Linked DNA regions of Homo sapiens: region 2 is linked to region 1. A link is an interaction called in ENCODE POLR2A ChIA-PET data of the cell type or tissue named here. Cell type or tissue: A673. All regions are shown on one strand. Links, peaks and the distances in the headings refer to the core of each region. The heading gives the core; the rest is flanking DNA.

Evidence for each region. ChIA-PET counts read pairs that join two places held together with the same protein. Peaks named below come from ENCODE experiments on the same cell type or tissue, not always from the same donor. Only the 100,000 strongest peaks of a DNase experiment are listed, where the experiment ranks them.
Region 2: POLR2A ChIA-PET joins it to region 1 with 14 read pairs; 5 of 35 experiments call an interaction of 5 or more read pairs at or near these places.

The regions. Positions count from the first base shown.
Region 1 is chr20:2,894,146-2,899,531 of GRCh38, forward strand. The region is part of intron 1 of PTPRA (protein tyrosine phosphatase receptor type A); the gene reads left to right. Among named protein-coding and RNA genes, the nearest start is that of PTPRA, 23 kb to the left of the region's middle. In A673, for the core only: no CTCF peak of the experiment used is centred there; no DNase peak of the experiment used is centred there.
Region 2 is chr20:2,828,891-2,834,276 of GRCh38, forward strand. No RefSeq gene overlaps it. Among named protein-coding and RNA genes, the nearest start is that of PCED1A, 9.1 kb to the right of the region's middle. RefSeq lists an enhancer at 3,078-3,578. In A673, for the core only: no CTCF peak of the experiment used is centred there; a DNase peak (open chromatin) is centred at 3,291.

The DNA of each region.
Region 1 (5,386 bases), core at 167-5,166:
GAGGTTTATTGATACAGAAATGTTTGGTTCAGTGTTTGTCTTCCAGTTTTGCAGATTTTCTTTTCGATTTTAAAACTGGAGAATACATTAAAACCAGAAACTTTCAGCCTCTATAATGCCCTCAAAACTCAGCAGGTTTTGAAAATGCCTCTTCCTTCTCTTCTCCTCCCCATAATCCTGCTTATTTTTGGCATTAAGTGAGTCAGGGGTTCCAAACCCAAATACGTTTTTCAAGGCTATGTAGTCAGTGTGAATGAGAGAAGTAAATCTGTTGGGTCCTGTGCCACACTGGAGTTTCCAAGGCTGGTCTAAATGAGTTCAACTTCAGTTTTTTTGTGTTTTTTTAGAGATGGAGTCTTGCTGTGTTGCTTGAGCTGGTCTTGAACTCCCGGGCTCAAGTGATCTTCCAGCCTTGGCCTCCCAAGGTGCTAGAATTATAGGCATGAGCCACTGTGCTGGCCAATTTTTTTTTTTTTAGCCCACTGTGCTACCAGTTTGTGATCTTCACTTTAACTGTGAAAGGACTGTCAAAGATTGTACGTATAAGATTTAGTTTGAGAGCCAGGCCTGGTGGCTCATGCCTGTAATCCCAGCACTTTGGGAGGCTGAGGCGGGTGGATCACGAGGTCAGGAGATCAAGACCATCTTGGCTAACACGGTGAAACCCCGTCTCTACTAAAAATACAAATAAATTGGCCAGGCGTGGTGACGGGCGCCTGTAGTCCCAGCTACTCGGGAGGCTGAGACAGGAGAATGGGGTGAACCCGGGAGGCGGAGCTTGCAGTGAGCAGAGATCACGTCACTGCACTCCAGCCTGGGCGACAGAGCGAGACTCCTTCACCCAAAAAAAAAAAAAAAAAGTAGTTTGTCTTTCTCTTTGAAACTGAATTCATTAAACAAAAGCCTAAATAACTATACTATTACTTGTTATTTATTTATTTATTTATTTTAGACAGAGTCTTGATCTGTCAGCAGGCTGGAGTGCAGTGGTATAATCTTGGCTCACTGCAACCTCTGCCTCCCAGGTTCAAGTGATTCTCGTGCCTCAGCCTCCTGAGTAGTTGGGACTACAGGCATGCGTCACCACACCCAGCTAATTTTTGTATTTTTGGTAGAGATGGGGCTTCACCATATTGGCCAGGCTGGTCTAGAACTCCTGACCTCAAGTGATCCACCCACCTCAGCCTCCCAAAGTGCATAAGTGCTGGGATTACAGGTGTGAGCCACCACACCCAGCCTACTACATATTCTTTTAGACCCAGCTGAAATATCACGTAATTGCTGAAGGCTCCTGAACTCTTCCAGATCAGGGATTGATTTTCCTCATTTTAAGATTGTCATGACAACTGTAGTATTGATAACTGTATTTTATTTTATTTTATTTTTTTTGAGACAGAGTGTTGCTCTGTCACCCAGGCTGGAGTGCAATGGCACGATCCTGGCTCACTGCAAACTTAGCCTCCTGCGTTCAAGCAATTCTCGTGCCTCAGCCTCCCAAGTAGCTGGGATTACAGATGTGCACCACCAAACACCTGGAATTAGTCTGGCTAATTTTTGAAGTTTTAGTGGAGATGGGGTTTCCCCATCTTGGCCAGGCTGTTCTCGAACTCCTGCCTCAAGTGATCCACCTGCCTTGGCCTTCCAAAGTGCTGGGATTACAGGTGTGAGCTACCGCACCCGGCTTATTAACCAATTTTTAATGTTCAGCACAACTTGATCATGATGTACAATGTCTTTTTTATGTTATGTGTTGATGGAGTCAAATTACCGATATTTTGGTTCAGTTTTTTCAATAAGAGATCAGGCTATTTTCTGATTTTCATTCTGTTTTTTTCTTTGATCTGTATGTATTTATAAGTGTCTCTTATTTTCAAATAGGTTTTTTCTAGTTATCTTTTTGTAACGGATTTATAGATTATACATTGTGGTTAAAGAATATGGTCTATAGGCTGGGCACGGTGGCTCACACCTGTAATCCCAGCACTTTGGGAGGCTGAGGCAGGGGGATCACTTGAGGTCATGAGTTCAAGACCAGCCTGGCCAACATGGTGAAACCCTGTCTCTACTAAAAATACAAAAAAAATTTAGCCGGGCATGGTGGTGGGTGCCTGTAATCCCAGCTACTAGGGAGGCTGAGGCAGGAGAATCGCTTGAACCCGGGAGGTGGAGGTTGCAGTGAGCCGAGATAGTGCCACTGCAATCCAGCCTGTGCAACAGAGGGAGACTCCGTCTCAAAAACAAAAACAAAAAACAAACGAAAACACACACACGCAAAGAATACGGCCTACATGCACTTTCAGTCCTTTGGAAATTGTTGGTATTTATTTGCCATTTGGCCTAGTTTACCCAGATTCCACAGGTTGTTAATGTTGTACAATTGCGTCTTCTCTTTCTCACTTCACCCATCTATGTAATTTTTCTGAATCATTTGAGAAATAAGTTGCAAACATAATGCTGTATTACCCATAAATCAGGGTGTGTTTCCTGAAAACAAGGATACTCTCCTATAAAATCAGGAAATAAATATTGATATAATACTGCCATCTGATTCACAGACCCTACTCAAATTTCACTGATCTTCCAATTATGTCTTTTATAGCAAAAACAAAACAACAGAAACCAACAAAATTCCCTCAAGAAAACAAAAGCAGAAAAACTTCCCTTTCCCCTTCACTTATTTCTGATTCAGGGACCATTCAGGATTATGCCTTGCGTTTAGTTGTCATGTCTGTTCAGTCTCTTTTAATCTAGAATAGTTCTCAGTCTTTCCTTATTTTCAGTGATCCTAATATTTTTGAAGAGTAGAGAATTATTTTGTAGCAAGTCCCACAATTTGGGTTAGTCTGATGTTTCCTTTTGAATAGATTTAGGTTATGCATTTGTGGCAGGAATACCAAAGACACGATATTATGTTCTTCTCACTGCATCGTATCAAGAGGTTCATGTCAATTTGTCCAATTACTGGTTATGTTTAATTTTACCACTTGGTTAAGATGTTGGCTGGCAAGTTTTTGTAAAATTAGTTTAGAGGTATTTCATACTTACTGGTTAGTAAGTAATAATGCATTTTGTGGGGTGATGCTTTGAGACTATATAAATAGCTTATTTCTCATCAAATTTTTGCTTGCTAGTTTTACCATCCATTGGTGATTTGTGCCTGAATCAGTTATTATAGTGGTTGCTAGATGGTAAATTTAAAAAATTTCATTATTTCTTCTGAATTCATCACTTGGCATTTCTTTTTTTTTTTTTTTTTTTTTGAGACGGAGTCTCGCTTTGTCACCCAGGCTGGAGTGCAATGGCGTGATCTCGTCTCACTGCAACCTCTGCCTCCCAGGTTCACGTGATTCTGCCACCTCACCCTCCCAAGTAGCTGGGGTTACAGGCACCCGCCATCATGCCCTACTAATTTTTGTATTTTTAGTTGAGATGGGGTTTCACCATGTTGGCTAGGCTGGTCTTGAACTCTTGACCTCAGATGATCTGCCCACCTTGGCCTCCCAAAGTGCTGGGATCACAGGCTTGAGCCACCGTGCCCAGCCAATCACTTGCTATTTCACTCTAAGGAAAAGCTTTCTCTCTCTGGTTTTTGTCTTTGTTTTTGTTTGTTTAAAAATCTTTTAAACATATGAGCACAGCCTCATTGATTCTTATTTTGTTCCTTTTTCATGTATTTTTTGATATTCAAATTGTCCCAAATTTGGCCAGTGGGAACCCTTTCAGGCTGGCTCCTGTGTCCTTTTTCCATGTCCTCATCATTCTTTTTTTTTTTTTTTTTTTTTTTGAGACAGAGTTTTGCTCTTGTTGCCCAGGCTGGGGTGCAATGGCGTGCTCTTTGTTCACTGCAACCTCCACCTCCCAGGTTCAAGCGATCCTCCTGCCTCAGCCACCCAAGTAGCTGGGATTGTAGGCACCTGCCACCACACCTGGCTAATTTTTCTATTTTTGTTTTTATTTTTTTTATTTTTTGAGACGGAGTCTTGCTCCGTCGCCCAGGCTGGAGTGCAGTGGCGCGATCTCGGCTCACTGCAAGCTCCGCCTCTCGGGTTCACGCCATTCTCCTGTCTCAGCCTCCAGGCATGCGCCACCATGCCCGGCTAATTTTTTTGTATTTTTAGTAGAGACGGGGTTTCACTGTGTTAGCCAGGATGGTCTCGATCTCCTGACCTTGTGATCCGCCCACCTCGGCCTCCCAAAGTGCTGGGATTACAGGCGTGAGCCACCGCGCCTGGCAATTTTTCTATTTTTAGTGGAGACAGGATTTCACCATGTTGGTCAGGCTGGTCTCGAACTCCTGACCTCAGGTGATCCGCCCGCCTTGGCTTCCCAAAGTGCTGAGATTATAGGCATGAGCCACCACGCCTGGTCATGTCCCCATCATTCTTTGATCACTTTTTTTCTTACTTTTTGGAATAATAAGATTTTCTGTGGGCTGGGCGAGGTGGCTCACGCCTATAATCCTAGCACTCTGGGAGGCCGAGGCTGGTGGGTCACCTGAGGTCTGGAGTTCGAGACCAGCCTGGCCAACATAGTGAAACCTTGTCTCTACTAAAAATATAAAAATTAGCCGGGCATAGTGGCACACACCTGTAGTCCCAGCTGCTAGGGAGGCTGAGGCAGGAGAATTGCTTGAACCCGGGAGGCGGAGGTTGCAGTGAGCTGAGATTGCGCCACTGCACTCCAGCCTGGATGACAGGGCGAGACTCCGTCTCAAAAAAAAAAAATTTCTGGGCTCATCTTTACTTTTGTTATCTCAGTCGTGGAATCAATAATTTTATCAGGGAACCCTGGTTCCTTTTATTAGTGAATGTACTTAGAAAATAAAATATGTGCACTACTAGATATGTTCTTTCTATTGGGGTGTTCTTCCTTTTAGGCTCTATGTGAGGAGAGAACTAGAATATTGTTTTAAAATGTACCAGGTAATCCCAGCACTTTGGTAGGCTGAGGCAGGCAAGGCTGGCAGATCACTTGAGATCAGGAGTTCGAGACCAGCTTGGCCAACATGATGAAACCCCATCTCTACCAAAAAACACAAAAAGTAGCCAGGCGTGGTGACACGCACCTATAGTCCTAGCTAGAGTGAGATAGAGTGAGACCCTGACTTAAAAAAATAAACAAATAAATAAAATATACTGGAATTTAATTTATAGGTATGAATGACACAGAGAGGCCAATATTATTGAAAATGTGTTACTCACAGTTCTTCTGAAACAGCAGGCGCACCATACTATGCAGGACCACATGGGGAAGCACCAGGGTGGGTCAGGAGGCAGAAGGAACCAGAGGAAAGGATGGGTGAGTTTTTTTTTTGTTAAAGTGCTAGAAAGTTGTTAGGTGGGACATCCCCTATTGAGCAGAAAGAGAAACACAAATGTTGAGATTT
Region 2 (5,386 bases), core at 176-5,175, 65 kb before region 1:
GGGAAAGAGAGAGAAAAATGTGAAAACCTACTTAACAGAAGAAGATATATAGGTGAAAAATAAGCATATGAAAAGGTGTTCAACATAATTGGTTATTAGAAAAATGTGAACTAAAACCATAATGGAGATACCACTACCCATCTATTGGAATGGCTAATATTAAAAAGACTGATCATACCAAGTACTGGCAAGGATGTGGAGGAATTGCAACTCTCATTGTTGGTGGGAATGTAAAATTGTACAACTACTTTTGAAAAATTGTTTGGCAGTTTCTTAAAATGTTAAACATACACCTACCATATAATCTAGCCATTTCATTCTTAGGTAAAAATGAAAACATATATCCATACAAAGACTTGTATATAAATGTTCATAGCAGCTTTACTTATAATAGTCAGAAGCTGAAGATAACTCAAATGTCCATCAATAGGTGAATGGAGAAATGTTGATATATCATTACAACTGAATACTAGTCAGCTATAAAAAGGAATAAATTGTTGATACAACATGGATGAATTTCCAGTTGTTCCATTAATCCCATTCATTAGGATGAGTGAAAGACGCCAGATGAAAAAAAGAGTATCCATAAGCAGGAGTTGAACAATGAGAACACATGGACACCAGGAGGCAAACAACACACACCAGGGCCAGTCAGGAGGTGGGTGGCGAGGGGAAGGAGAGCATTAGGACAAATAGCTAATGCGTGCGGGGCTCAACACCTAGATGACCAGTTGATAGGTATAGCAAACCACCGTGGTGCACGTATACCTAGGTAACAAGCCTGTATGTTCTGCACTTGTATCCTGGAACTTAAAGTAAAATAATAATAATAATAATAATAAAGAAAGAAAAAAGTATCTATTGAAAGATTCCATCCATATAAAATTCTAGAAAATACAAACTGATCTATAGTAACAGAAAGCAGTAAGTACCCATGATTGCTTGGGGACAGGAGCAGGGGGATATGAGGAAGCTATGGGGAGGAATGAGAGGGAGGAATTATAAAGAGGTAGAAGAATAAATTTCATTATCTTAATTGTGATGATTTCATAGATGTATATATATATCTACTTGTATGTGAAGTCTATTACATGTCAATCCCACTTCAGTAAAAAAGGTTTTTGTTTTGTTTTTTAGAGACAGGGTCTCATTTTGTCACCCAGGCTGGAGTGCAGTGGTGGAATCATGGGTCACCACAGCCTCAAACTTCTGGGCTCAAGTGGTCCTCCTAAGTGATCCTCCTGTTTCAGCCTCCCATGTAGCTGGGACTATAGGCATCCACCACTACATCTAGAGAATTTTTTATTTTTTGTAGAGTCGAAGGTGGGGAGAGGTGTCACTTTGTTGCCCAGACTGGTCTCAAACTTCTGCCTTCAAGTGATCCGCCCACTTCAGCCTTCCAAAGCGCTGAGTTTACAGGTGTCAGCCACCACATCTGGCTGAGCAGGTTTTGCTTTGTTTTGTTTTGTTTTGTTTTTTGAGAGGAGTCTCGCTCTGTCACCCAGGCTGGAGTGCAGTGGTGCAATCTTGGTTCACTGCAAGCTCCGCCTCCTGGGTTCACCCCATTCTCCTGCCTCAGCCTCCCGAGTAGCTGGGACTATTACAGGTGCCCACCACCACGCCTGGCTAATTTTTTGTATTTTTTACTAGAGACAGGGTTTCACTGCGTTAGCCAGGATGGTCTCAATCTCCTGACCCCATGATCCGCCTGCCTCAGCCTCCCAAAGTGCTGGGATTACAGGTGTGAGCCACCATGCCTGGCCCAAGCAGGTTTTTTTTTTTTTTAAAGAATAGGCTCATTTCCTTGCAATCAGAGTTTATCTTTCACTGATGTACCTGTTTAGATATACTTCAATACTGTACTGAACACAGAACCTAGGCAGGGAACTGGGTAATGCAACAGAAGGCAAGTTATCTACTTTTGCTGGGAAACTTCCGATATTATTATTATTAATATTATTATTATTATTATTTTGAGATGGAGTTTCACTCTTGTCGTCCAGACTGGAGTGCAGGGGCGTGATCTTGGCTCACTGCAGCCTCCATCATCCGGGCTCAAGTGATTCTCCTGCCTCAGCCTCCCAAGTAGCTGGGATTACAGGTGTGTGCCACCACACCCGGATAATTTTTGTATTTTTAGTAGAGACAGGGTTTCATCATGTTGGCCAGGATGGTCTCAAACTCCTGACCTCAAGTGATCCACCTGCCTCAGGCTCCCAAAGTGCTGGGATTACAGGTGTGAGCCACTGCGCCTGGCCAAGTTTTACTTTTTTTTTTTTTTGAGATGGAATCTTGCTCTGTTGCCCAGGCTGGGGTGCAGTGGCACGATCTTGGCTCACTGCAACCTCTGTCTCCCAGATTCAAGCAGTTCTCCTGCCTCAGCCTCCTGAGTAGCTAGGATTACAGACATGCGCCACCACGCCTGGCTAATTTTTTTTGTTGTTCTTGGGGTTTTTTTTTTTCTTTTGAGACGGAGTTTTGCTCTTGTTGTCCAGGCTGGAGTGCAGTGCAGTGGCGTGGTCTCAGCTCACTGCAACCTCTGCCTCCCTGGCTCATGTGATTTTCCTACCTCAGCCTTCCAAGTAGCTGGGATTACAGGCATGAACCACCATGCCTGGCTTTTTTTTTTTTTTTTTTTTTTTTCTGAGACAGAGTTTCGCTCTTGTTGCCCAGACTGGAGTGTAGCGCCATGATATTGGCTCACTGCAACCTCTGCCTCCCGGCTCAAGCGATTCTTCTACCTCAGCCTCCCGAGTAGCTTGGCATTACAGGTATGCGCCATCACATCTGGCTAATTTTTGTATCTTTAGTAGAGACGGGGTTTCACCATGTTGGTTGGGCTGGTCGCAAACTCCTGACCTCAAGTGATCTGCCCGCCTTGGCCTACAGGGGTGAGCCACTGCGCCTGGCTGAAGTTTTACTTTTCTTAAAGAGAATTTTTTTTTTCCTGGAAAATAAGTGCTGACATCACAACTGAAGTGCTCATGCATCTTTTACTCCTTTCAGGAATACCTTGGTATGGCAAATGAATGGACACAGAGTCCATTCTTTAAAACCAATTCCATGAATGAGAGGAAGTCAATGTAAGATTGTCTTCTTAAATGATCTGTCAATGGTCAAATGTGAATGGTTTTTGAGACAATGAAGTTTGAGTTCTCTCTTGCTTAACTAGCAAATAGTGGGCCTACATACCAGGGCAACTTAAGATTTCCATTATTTTCACATCTCAAAAAAAAAAAAAGGAAAAAAAAGGGAAACGATTTAAATGTAAGTGATGACTCATATAAGTGATGACTCATATAAGGCTATTTGTAAGTTTCTTGCTTCCCAGTCGGGACTGAATAAAATCTACAACAGATGAGTCAAATTTTTAAGCTTTTTGTACCATATGCTTATATGACAACAAACTGAGAAACATTTACCTCCTTTATTCTATTCTTTTTTTTTTTTGAGACGGAGTCTCACTTCTGTTGCCCAGGCTGGAGTGCAGCAGTGCGATCTTGGCTCACTGCAAGCTCCGCCTCCCGGGTTCACGCCATTCTCCTGCCTTAGCCTCCTGAATAGCTGGGACTACAGGCGCCCGCCACCACACCTGGCTAATTTTTTGTATTTTTAGTAGAGACGGGGTTTCACGTGTTAGCCAGGATGGTCTCGAACTCCTGACCTCATGATCTGCCTGCCTCGGCCTCCCAAAGTGCTGGGATTACAGGCATGAGCCACCACGCCCGGCCCCTTTATTCTATTCTTATGATAAATTTCAAGTTTAAAGAGATTAAGCTATTTCCATAAATTTTAAAGGAATGTAAGAAAGTTTTAAGGACAAAGGTGTTGGGACATTGCAGTAAAGGTTATGAAACCTCACCGTGGGCCATGCCAGCCACATAGAAAAATGGGTTGGAAATTAAAAATATGGAGGTAGGGCCAAGCATGGTGGCTCACACCTATAATCCTAGCACTTTGGGAGGCTGAGGCAGGCAGATCACTTAAGCCCAGGAGTTCGTGACAAGCCTGGGCAACATTGTGACACCCCATCTCTACCAATCAATCATTCAATCAATAAGCTAGGCATGGTGGTGTGTGCCTGTAGTCCCAACTATTTGGGAAGCTGAGGTTGGGAGGATCACTTAATCCTGGGAGGCGGAAGTTGCAGTGAGCTGTGATGGCACCACTGCATTCCAGCCTGGACAACAGATACCTTGTCTCTCTATGCGTATGTGTGTGTATATATATGTATTTTTATACATTATATTTATATAAACATAATGTATTTCTATAATAAATATATATATTTATAAATTATATTCATATGTATATATTTTTATATATACATATAGTATACATAATATATATATGTATATATATAAATACATATGTATGGCAGTAGAATGAAGGGGATATTGAGCACATTTGAGGAGTCTCCAGGTTTCTTAGTGTGAAAGCTCCAGAACTGGGATGGGATTTGAAGCAAGTGAAAAAGGCTTGGCTTGGCTCAGTAGGGAAGGTGACAGGATTCCTGGAGAACAGGATGGAAAACAACAGAGATCTCACTGAGGCTGCGTCACTCAAATTACTTTTTCCTGCAAATCAATCCAGGTGTACAGTTTTCTCCAGCAATATCAGGAAGCCCCAGAATCAGAGGCACAAAGGTGTCTGAAGAGAGAAAAGTGTTTTGAGAAGGAAAGGCAGAGTGACAAGGGGTTGGGCAAACTGGATACAGCTGAAGACGGCTGCCCCAAGGATGGGTTTTTGTTAAAGAAAAGAAAAAAATCAATTTGGGGGCTGAGCACAGTGGCTCACATGTGTTGTCCCAGCACTTTGGGAAGTCAAGGTGGGAGGATTGCTTGAGGTTAGGAGTTCAAGGCCAGTCTGGGCAACATATAAAGACCTTGTTTTTATATTTTAAAAAAAAGTGAAAAAATAAATTTAAAAAATCAAATGTTGCAAATAATGATTAAAAATCTTATCTCACAAGAAGCTTTCCTTCATTTTTGTATGTCCCTTCTCCTTTTTGTTTATACCAGAGAAAGCTGAACTTAAAAGTTTCAGAACTGTGCTGACGCTTTTGTACACTGTCTCATTTGGTTCCTCTAAAGGGTTTTATTAAGTCACATTGTCTGTGTCAGTTTCCAGCACCAGTGTATTGATTCATTAGCTTCCCTTCATTTGCATTTAGTCTAGTAGATGGCTAGCAAGGATCAACACTTTTCTGGTCTGCTATTTCCATCTCCTTTTGTGTGAGATGTTATGTCCTTCAACAAGGTAAAATTTCATTAATAAGTATGGAAAGTTAATACAAGAATTCTGCATCCTTCTCTTCTATCCATTCTAATTCAAAATTATTTACGGGGTCTTCATGTTACCTTATATTTCTGCCCTCACATCACTT